Linked DNA regions of Mus musculus: all the other regions are linked to region 1. Evidence: chromatin contacts called from ENCODE Hi-C or POLR2A ChIA-PET data. All regions are on one chromosome and are shown on one strand. Each heading gives the region's core, a stretch centred on a gene start or an enhancer-like site at or near the end of the contact. The rest is flanking DNA. Distances are from core to core; before and after follow the strand shown. Region 1 holds the start of Rufy2 (RUN and FYVE domain-containing 2). Region 2 holds the start of Dna2 (DNA replication helicase/nuclease 2). Region 3 holds the start of Hnrnph3 (heterogeneous nuclear ribonucleoprotein H3).

What was found. Hi-C counts contacts between places; a loop is a spot of excess contacts on that map. ChIA-PET counts read pairs that join two places held with the same protein, here RNA polymerase II (POLR2A).
Region 2: a map of heart shows a loop between it and region 1 (6-fold over the local background). The contact joins the promoter of Dna2 here to the promoter of Rufy2 in region 1. A Hi-C loop is called at or near these places in 1 of 37 maps with a recorded cell type or tissue (heart). POLR2A ChIA-PET finds 5 or more read pairs at or near these places in 3 of 5 experiments (Patski and embryonic stem cell).
Region 3: a loop to region 1 is called in a map of left cerebral cortex, with 9 times the contacts of the local background. The contact joins the promoter of Hnrnph3 here to the promoter of Rufy2 in region 1. A Hi-C loop is called at or near these places in 9 of 37 maps with a recorded cell type or tissue (T-helper 17 cell, gastrocnemius, heart and 2 more). POLR2A ChIA-PET finds 5 or more read pairs at or near these places in 3 of 5 experiments (Patski and embryonic stem cell).

Annotation. Positions count from the first base shown.
Region 1 is chr10:62,978,528-62,981,626 of GRCm38, forward strand. It overlaps Rufy2 (RUN and FYVE domain-containing 2), which reads left to right and starts at 1,725. Exons shown (of 18, transcript NM_027425.4): 1 at 1,725-1,805. The coding sequence starts at 1,802.
Region 2 is chr10:62,945,405-62,948,631 of GRCm38, forward strand. It overlaps Dna2 (DNA replication helicase/nuclease 2), which reads left to right and starts at 1,625. Exons shown (of 21, transcript NM_177372.3): 1 at 1,625-1,765. The coding sequence starts at 1,689. Slc25a16 (solute carrier family 25 (mitochondrial carrier, Graves disease autoantigen), member 16) reads left to right here. Exons shown (of 9, transcript NM_175194.2): 9 at 1-1,090.
Region 3 is chr10:63,022,365-63,025,253 of GRCm38, forward strand. Hnrnph3 (heterogeneous nuclear ribonucleoprotein H3) reads right to left here and starts at 1,485. Exons shown (of 10, transcript NM_001079824.1): 1 at 1,356-1,485. Pbld2 (phenazine biosynthesis-like protein domain containing 2) reads left to right here and starts at 2,148. Exons shown (of 10, transcript NM_026085.2): 1 at 2,148-2,372.

The DNA.
Region 1 (3,099 bases), core at 475-2,974:
TGATAAGGGAACAAAGGAGTGGGCAAGCTGCATGCAGTCAGGTAGTTCACCCCCAGCAATGCTTGCATGCCTTGTTTTAGATAAGGCAACCCCCCCTTTACTGGATAACAGACAAACATGAAACCCCTGAAGAAGCAGAATAAGTGTTGGGTCTGGGGCCTGGGACCATGAACTCAGTTTTGACTCTGCCAGCAGAATGGACGTTGGTCCCGAGACAGCTGGATTCAGGCAACTATCTCTTAACATTCTAAACCAGAGTGTTGAGTTAACATTGTGACTTGCATCTGTCTACCCACTTTTGGTGGTTTAAGTTTTTGAGATGGGTTTATTAGCTCCGGAATCAAGATCTGCTTGCTTTTGCCTGAAGGGTGGATCCCGGGGTTATAGGTATATGACAGGCAGCACACCCAGGTGCCTGTTGCAAGTTTTATCTATGGCAAGTTGAAAGGCAGGAGGAAGCATTCATGTGTGTGTGTGTGCCTGTGCATTTTTTAAAAGACAGCCCTGTATAACCCAGGCTGGCCTTGAAATCTCGAATGTCTGGGAGAATGATCTTGAACTGTGTTGTACAGGACTGAGTCAAAACTACCACTGTTTTCAGCAAACTGGCCTACATCTGCTTGCAAAAGATCACAGCTGGGCAAGTTGACTTGAATTCCCTCATAGGAGGGCAGGGAGGGAGGGTCATGGGACCTTCACAGGAACAACCAGTCTTTCTCTTGCAAGCTGTTGTATGCAATTCTACCCTAACTGCAAATGGCCTTAGGGAGGAACTAACATATAGGAAGGGAGGGGCTAGTGGAGGGGTGACTATCTGCAGCCAGGAAGGAGTCATCATTCCTAGAGGGATTTCGAAGTCCTCCCCAGTATCCCCCATAACTCACTGCTTCTTCAGCGGGAACGGTGTTAATCATTTTTGGTGTGTCCTCAGAATTTTGGAAGCATTTGGTAGACGTTGTTTACACCTCACTAAGGAAAGGATTTTTTTTTTTTTTTTAAGCAACAAACACTCTAGGTCTTTCCTCCAACTCCTAAGAGTTGGTATTTTCTAGGTCCACCATACCCGCTTACAAAGTATCACATTTTGTTACATGGAACTGGGGTCTTGTGTCTTTCCTCCAACTCCTAAGAGTTGGTATTTTCTAGGTCCACCATACCCACTTACAAAGTATCACATTTTGTTACATGCAACAGGGGTTTTGTAGCTATCCTTAGACGACCTGGCACTTGTTAGGTAGCTCAGAGTAACCTCAAGGTCCTAGCAGTCCTCCTGCGTCCACTCCTGTTGAGTGCTGGGGTTAGCAGCTGGATTTAGTGTCTTCCTTTGAGACTAGGCGAGCTTCAAATCCATTATGTAAGTGAGCCTGGTCTTCAACTACGGATCCATCTAACTCCCATCTCTCAAATGCTGGCATTACAAGCCGCCGGCTCTGCTAATTGTGTGAGGTTTTCTAAAATCTGTCGGCTAGCTCCGAGTCGGCCGGTGTGTTCCTTAAACCCATCCAGCCTGCAAGGATGAAACCTTGACAGGTAGCTTGAGGCCCGCATCTACATCCTCCCTTGGCGCTGTGCCCCAGGTCCCCGTCACGCCTCTTTCTCTGACGCTGTCAGGGTTGGTCAAATGGGGGTTGGGGTGGGGGTGGGGGTGATCGGCGGGGACCAGCTTCACGCGGCCGTGGCGTCCTCCCGCCGCCAGGGGCGCTGTGGCAGCGCCGAGCCGGGCCAGACGCGGTGGCCGCCGCGCGCCTGCGGGGAGCTGCTGACCCGCTCCGCGAGCCCGTGTCCCGCACGCACCGCCGCCATGGGTAAGGGCAGCAGCCGGGGTCACCATCCTTCGCTTGGGTCACGCAGTCACCCGGGAACCGGGGGCTCCCGGGGTCTCCATGGCAACGTCCGCCCGCCCGCATCCCTGCGCCCCGCCCGCCCTGGGGCCTGGCGGCTGGGGTCGGCGGACGGGCGGGGACCAGGGCGTCCAGGGACAGGGATGGCTTCCCAGTCACGCGGATGCAGGGCGGAAGGCTGGGGAGGGGAGCGGTGTAGTGCCAGGAGCGCGCTCCGCGGGGCCCCCTTGCAGGCTGGGGGCGCAGAGGGAGCGGGGCCGCCTCTAGGGACTGCCGAGGAGCCCCACCTGCGGTCGCTGCTGCACAGCCGCTGTCCTAGGCTCCTCCGGTGCAGGTTACAGGTTGTGATGAACACTCTTAAAAAGAGAATTCTGCCGATTATTAAACGTCAGGTGGTTTCACTTCGGGAGCGGGGGTGGACGGAGGGAATCACACCTCGACGGAGAGTGGAGGAAAAGATGTGGCCATATCCTTCATCACCCAGCCGGGCTGTTTCAGATTGCGGAGGAAGTCAGCCTAAGAGAGCTGGGATGCAAACCATAGCCAAGTGCCAGAGCAAGGGGACTCTTGTTTTGTTATTCGAAACGGGTTCTCACTGCATAGTCCTGGCTGTCCAGGAGCTAGCTATGTAGACCAGGCTGGACTCGAACTCAGAGATTCCCTCCTGCCTCTGCCTCCCAAATTCTGGAATTAAAGTGTGTCGCACCACGCCCAGCTGTTTTGTTTTGTTTTGAGTGGGCCACTAAATTGTGAACGCACTGACCACCTGGGTTTGTCATTTACTTGAAGGTTGTTTTTGAGACAGGTCTCTCTATATAGCATTGGCTGCCTCAGAACACTCTGTTTAGACCAGGCTGGACCCAAGAATCACAGACGCTGGGACTACAGAAACAGCTACATGGCAGAGTTCTCTGGAGATTAATAAATGTTAGGTTTGGTTTTCACATCTCTTTTGCTATCTTCGCAGAAAAATATTTGTGCCACTCGGCAGTGTTTAGAGTGTTGGGGGAACAGCTGGTTTAAAAAAAATTATTTTTATTTTTAATGAGTGTGTACCTGAGTGTAGGGGCCTCCAGAGGCGTCGGGTCTCCCTGGAGTTGGAGTTAAGCGCTTACCACAGGTATGGGGAATTAACCTCTTTCCAGCCCGTACTAGAATTTTTTTCTTTCCTTTTTTTTTTTTTTTTTCTTTTCTTTTGACCTGGGAGTTGTGTTTTTTTCGAGACAGGGTCTTACTGTGTAACCCTGGCCGGCCTGGA
Region 2 (3,227 bases), core at 375-2,874, 33 kb before region 1:
CTGTGAAACAGAGCCAGCAACAAAGTAGTGTTCTTATTATGTTTCTTCTCAGAATTCTCTCCAGTGGGTAAAAAGACACCTTTCCGTCTAGTGGTTTGAGAAGCACTTCCTTCCTTGCGCTCTTTCTTTCTAACTCTCTTTGGGGATTGAGTCCAGGACGTTGTACATGGCAGGCATGATGAGATCCCATCAGAAAGTCAGCTGTACACTGAGGTATATCCCCAGTTGTCCTTCCTTCTCAATAAAATTACTGTTGTATTTGAAAGGAGATTGTCAACAAATGAAGAAAGTCCCAGGTCTTGTTCAAATGCTATTACCATGAACTTTGATTATCATGCCACTGCGTTTCCCAGAGGCAGTTATGATAAAGATTAAATATCTTTGCCCTTAAAAGGAGAGTAGCATTGTAGATGCTTGTCTAAAATAACTTGGTATGTACTAGGAAATGTAAATGGACCATCAATTTAGATGAAGCAATGTTTCTGAGGTATTATGTCAAGATATAAGTTCTTCCATGTAATGTAATTTTAGTGTGTCATAGTCCGAAGCGTAAATATAAACCACATTTTGATTGTTACATTTTAAAAAGGTTGTTTAGAATATAAGAATTCTGATCATTGTGTTTAGAACACTTTTTGTTGTAAGCATGACCCATGGAGTAGAAGCATCAAGCCTTCTCTAGAGGTAGTTATTTGTAGAACTGATGTGATTTTTAAAACATTAAAATTAAGCTGCAAATGTTATTTCTGCATTTTTTCATGTATATAAATATTTCTTGTCACATCTTGGAAAAAATTGGATGAATTAGTTTCATTTTTATAATCTTTACTTTAAAAATAAAAATGTATCATGTGATTTGTAAATGTACCAGGAGTGGGGATAAGTCTGTTTATAAAACTCTTTTGTATATTTTAATTTCTGGACTACATTGTAGCTAATTATTCCATTCAATCTTAAGGTAATTTAAATCTATAAAATAAATATCGCAATTATATTATCAATAAAGAGAACTGAAGATATTTTCTAAAATAAGAAATTGCCTTCTATGTCTGTTATAGAATCCATATGATATTAAAAGTAATTTTTTATCCTTGTTTTGATGGCTTGGTTTTTTTTGTTTGTTTGTTTGTTTTTTTGAGACAGGGTTTCTCTGTGTAGCCCTGGCTGTCCTGGAACTCACTCTGTAGACCAAGGCTGGCCTCGAACTCAGAAATCCGCCTGCCTCTGCCTCTGAAGTGTTTGGATTAAAGGCGCGCGCCACCACGCCCGGCTTAGATTTACTTTTTAAAAAATTTATTTTGTTTGTGTGTGTGTTTGTGAGTACTATGCACTATGTGCATGAGGATGCCTTTCCAGGCCAGAGGGTGGGAGGCATCAGATCCCTGCAACAAGACAGGTTCGTAGTGGAAATTCAGCTGCATCTCCCGCTCTCCTGCTCTGAAAAGCCCGAGACGGGGGATTGCTATGAGACGCGTGCAGTTGCGCGGCAGCCCAGCAGGTTCATGCAGGCATCCGGTCCTGGAGTGGAGACGGCGGAAAAGCGCCTCCGGTCCGGCGCTGTGCTTCCCGGCGCGGAGAGCGCGGGAGCCGCTGGCGCGCGGGGCGCCTGCTGCGCATGCGCAGCGAGCTGGCGCTTCTCTAGCGCCGCGAGTTACGGCTGCCCGCTCTCCCGGCGGGCTTCGGCAGGAATGGAGCCGCTGGACGAGCTGGACCTGCTGCTGCTGGAAGAGGACGGCGGAGCGGAGGCCGTGCCGCGGGTGGAGCTGTGAGCCTGCGGGAGGGCGGCGGGCGCGAGCGGGACCTGCGCGGTTTTCCCGGGTGTTAGCTGGAGGGTGATCGTCGGCCAGTCTTAATTGGGACCTGAGCTTGCTGGTGTAGCCCGCTGCTTTTTCACACGTCAGCCCACCCCTGTCATTGATACTTTGGATTTGATTTTGTCTTATTTGCATGTGCGGAAGACCCGCTTGTGGCGGTCGGAGGAGCACCCGTGCTAGTTATTTTCTTTCACGTGGGACGTCGGGGTCAAACTCCGGGCTGAAGGCTTGCCAGGAATCGCCTTTAGTCAGACGACCCAGTGTTCGTTCGTTCTTTCTTTCTTTCTTTCTTTCTTTCTTTCTTTCTTTCTTTCTTTCTTTCTCTCTCTCTCTCTCTCTCTCTCTCTCTCTCTCTCTCTCTCTCTCTCTCTTTCTTTCTCTTTTTTGGTTTTTTGAGACAGGGTTTCTCTGTGTAGCCCTGGCTGTCCTTGAACTCACTTTGTAGACCAGGCTGGCCTCGAACTCAGAAATCCGCCGGCCTCTGCCTCCGGAGTGCTGGGATCAAAGGCGTGCGCCACCACGCCCGGCTTTTATTTATTTTTAAATTTACTTAAGTGTACATATGCAAGTGCCTGAGTTTAGAGGCATCTCCTGGCGCTCGTGCCATCCCTTCAATATATCTTTTAAGAGCTCCTGGAGGTGTTACACCCGGTATACAGTAGGTCCAAGCCCTCTAATGCCATAAAGATTAGTATGATTGGCAGCTCCTGGCAGCAATTGCAGTGAACCTTTCATGCTGCTTCCCGCGTCCCTCTTTTTTCCTTCAAGCAGTAGTTGGGCGGACCAGGTACAGCAAGCAGGTGCTGTGCCACTGAACATTGTCATGCCCAGCACAGCAGGTGCTATGCCACTGAACTTTGGCATGCCCAGTATATCAGTTATCTGGAAAATGGACAGGACTAGCTCTCTTTAGTTGTACTTCCTAATTGCTTTCGACTGTGGTAGAAGCCCTTTTTGGTATTTTCCAGTTTTTGAGGTAGCCCAGGCTAGCCTCGAGCTGAGATGTGTAGCCAGCCCAGGACGGCTTTGACCTTCTGATCTCTGATCCTCTTTTTTTCCACTTCCCAAGTGTTTGTTTTGTTGCTGTTGTTTTATACAGGGTCTCATTTTGTAGACCAGGCTAACCTTGTGTGGTTAGGAGGTAGGAGTGGGCCCTGGAGGCCCAAGAAAAAGCCACACAGGCTGATTAATGTCTAGTCCAGGTATTGGTGAGAGTTGGCCAAACTGGTGGGCATTCTCCTGTTTGTAGACTGACCCTAACCCGTACCCCTCCCCAGTTCTAACCATTACTGCCTTCTAGTTTGAATACTGATCAGAATATATGTAACCATGTATCAAGTACAAAGGCAGAAACTTACAAAATTACCGTCTTGTGCTTTCAGGAGCTATGGTAGCCACCCTCTAGAGAGAGTC
Region 3 (2,889 bases), core at 235-2,734, 44 kb after region 1:
CTTGGAGATTTTTTTTTTTCGTTTTGAGACGGATTCTTGCTCTATAGCCCTGGAACTCACAAAATACGATTGGGCGTTTTATCCAGCTTTTGTTTTAAATATTGGAATGTACGTTAACAGTTTTCCCATTACTCATGAGCAAGTTAACTTTCAGGCCCAAATGTGCTTTTTTTTTTTTTTCCTTTTTAACCCATTTTCAATGAAAATTAATGACAGTTCCAATTTAAGGACCCAAAACGCGTCAACTAGGTACGCGATTCGGCTTCCAATTTAAGGACCCAAAACGCGTCAACTAGGTACGCGATTCGGCTTCCACTTTAAGAGACCTATTTCGGCTTCAAAACACCACAGTTCGATACAAGTTTTAAACATGCTCAGCCATCAAATGAAACGAAATGCACTGGGCTTTCGGCCTTAATTACAAAACGACACAAAACACAACTCCTGGAGAGTTAACTACCCCAAACACAACTTAACTCTCCACCCTTGCCTAAACGCAGCACCTTCGCAGTTCACCTGGCCCGGACCTGTTTGAAACACACCCACTTTGCACTATTCCTATTAGAAAAGCCATGCACTTCTCTTCCAAAATGAAAAGTCTTGGTCGACACCTAAGAGGGGGACATGGGGTAGGTGGGTGGTAATTCTTTGGAGATGCGCAACGGACTCTCTCCGCAGTTCCAAATAGGGACTAAAAGGTCGGCTAAGCGTCCTTTGCCTCCTCCCGGAGATTTTCCGTTTGCCCAGCTCGCCCTAGAGACCCGGGAGATAGGGGACAGTCCGCCTCCGGCCCCCGGCCAAGGCCATCGCAACCGAGCGGCGGAATTACAAAGGAGGACCGCGGCCGCCTTTGTCCTGCATCTGGCATCGGAGCGCCCTCGTCGTCACTGGCTTCTCCTTCCCCCGCCCCCAGCTCCCCCTGTCTCAACCCTGGAGTCTGCGTCAGCAGCCCCTCGCAGCCCCGCCGGCCCCAGGTAGTCCCTTCGAGAGCACCGGAGGCCCCGGTGGGTGGCCGGGCCCGCCGAGCGCCATTTCCACCCGGAGCGCGTCCCGCTTTCCCGGCTCGCTGAGCTCCCCACCCTCATCCCTACCGGAGAGCTCGGATCTCCCGCCCGCACTCTCTCCTGCCGGACACTTTCCCGTAAGCCGGAGGCGACAAAGTAGCCCGAGCGGGGGAAAGGCGGGAAGGCGACCCGACCGCTACCGGCCCCCAAGATGGCGGCAGCCGAGCGGCGGGGGAGAGCGAGCGAGCGGCCACTCCGCGTTCCCTCACCCGCTCCCGGGCTCTTCGTCCTTCTCCCGACTCCGCTGTCGGCACCGCCGGCCCAACCTACCCCCCCTTCTACTTCAGATACCCTGTGGGGCGTAAGCAACGCCTACACCGACGCTCGCGCGGGTCTGGTCGCGGGCAGGGACGCCTGGCTCGCCCGCTGCTGAGCGCTCGCCACAACGGTTCGGCTCCCTCGCTCCCCTCAACCGTCTCCCGCCGCGCCAACCGCTCTAGGAGCTGCGCAGCCGAGCGACTGCCGAGGGGGGATGGGAGGGGGGCGAGAGAGAGGGAGGGGGCAGGGCCGACTGCCCAGGCCCACCCCCTCTCTGCCGCGCTGCTCTCGCGATACTTGAGTGACAGCGTGGTCTCCCAGGGGGCGGGGCGCAGCGCACCTGCGCACTCGGGACCTGCCCGGTTGCCACCGTGGTGGGCGTGGAGTCGCAGCGAGTGGGCTGTGGCGGACTCCGTTGGCTCCCGCCGACCGACCAACCCTCTGAACCCCGGAGCTCACGTTTGTCCCTCCCCACGGGCCTCTGAGGAGCCGTGGTCACGCGGTTTGCTAAGTTTCTTATCTGCTCCACTGGGAATAGATCCCACAAAGGCCCCCGCGCGGAAGGAGCCACGTGGTTTCTGTCACCCCGCCCCCCAACCCGGGGACGGCTTTGCTGGTCCACCATATTTGCATTATGCAATCAGAAAAAAAGATGAATGTTGCGCCTGCGAAGATACAAAGCGTCTAAACCCAGCAGGATTCCCGTCCTAGCCTGGGGCATCCCCTTTGTTCCCCTGCGTAGGCAGCCTTGGCGCCTTGATTGGTTTCCTACCTGCCAGGTTCGGTTTTTCTCTCCATTAAACCCGGGTGACGGGTCTGTGGTTCACGGCAATAGACTTTATCTAAGTAAGAGTTTGGTATTCCTAAAAATTGTGCTCGCAGGAGACACCTAAAAAAACCGCATGTGGAGGTTCTGTCGTGCTACCAAGATTGCTCCCGACCCGTTTATGGCTTTTTTAAAGTTGTAACACAAATTGCACATGGAAAGGCTGTGGGAAGGTGGAGGGCCACCCTGGTGTTGAGAGACTTGGGAGAGCAAAGCTAATTAAGGTGGGTACGGACAGCAGAGGGCGAAAAGAGGCCGGGCTGGACAGACTAAGGCTGTGAACGTGGATGGGGCTGGGTTGGAATCACCCTTCAGTGTGCATCCAAAGATTTCTTTGTGCTACAAACACTGGGAAGTCCATGTGGAGTGGAGTAGTGGCAGTGTGGAAGGTTGGATTTGATTTACTATGAATTTTTATTTATGTTTATACTAGAGCCAAGAGGCCAATGACTTTCTTGTATGGAAACTTGTATTTCACGGCTTTAATTCATCTTCAAACCTACTTGAAAGTCTTTAGTACTCTACTGATTTTATAGCCCAAAATATCCTTCAGAGAAGGGGGGGGGGGCGCAGTGTGCTTATACTTACAGACAGGAAAATCAAAGTATGTTCTAGAAGCCGTCATAGCTCAGGTTTATTAAGTACTTCCTGAAATGGCATGGTAAGCAGTTCCTTGTCTTTGTTCTTGGGTAGCCAAGGATGTCCTTGAACTCCTGACCCTCTGTGTCTCCATAGCCTTAC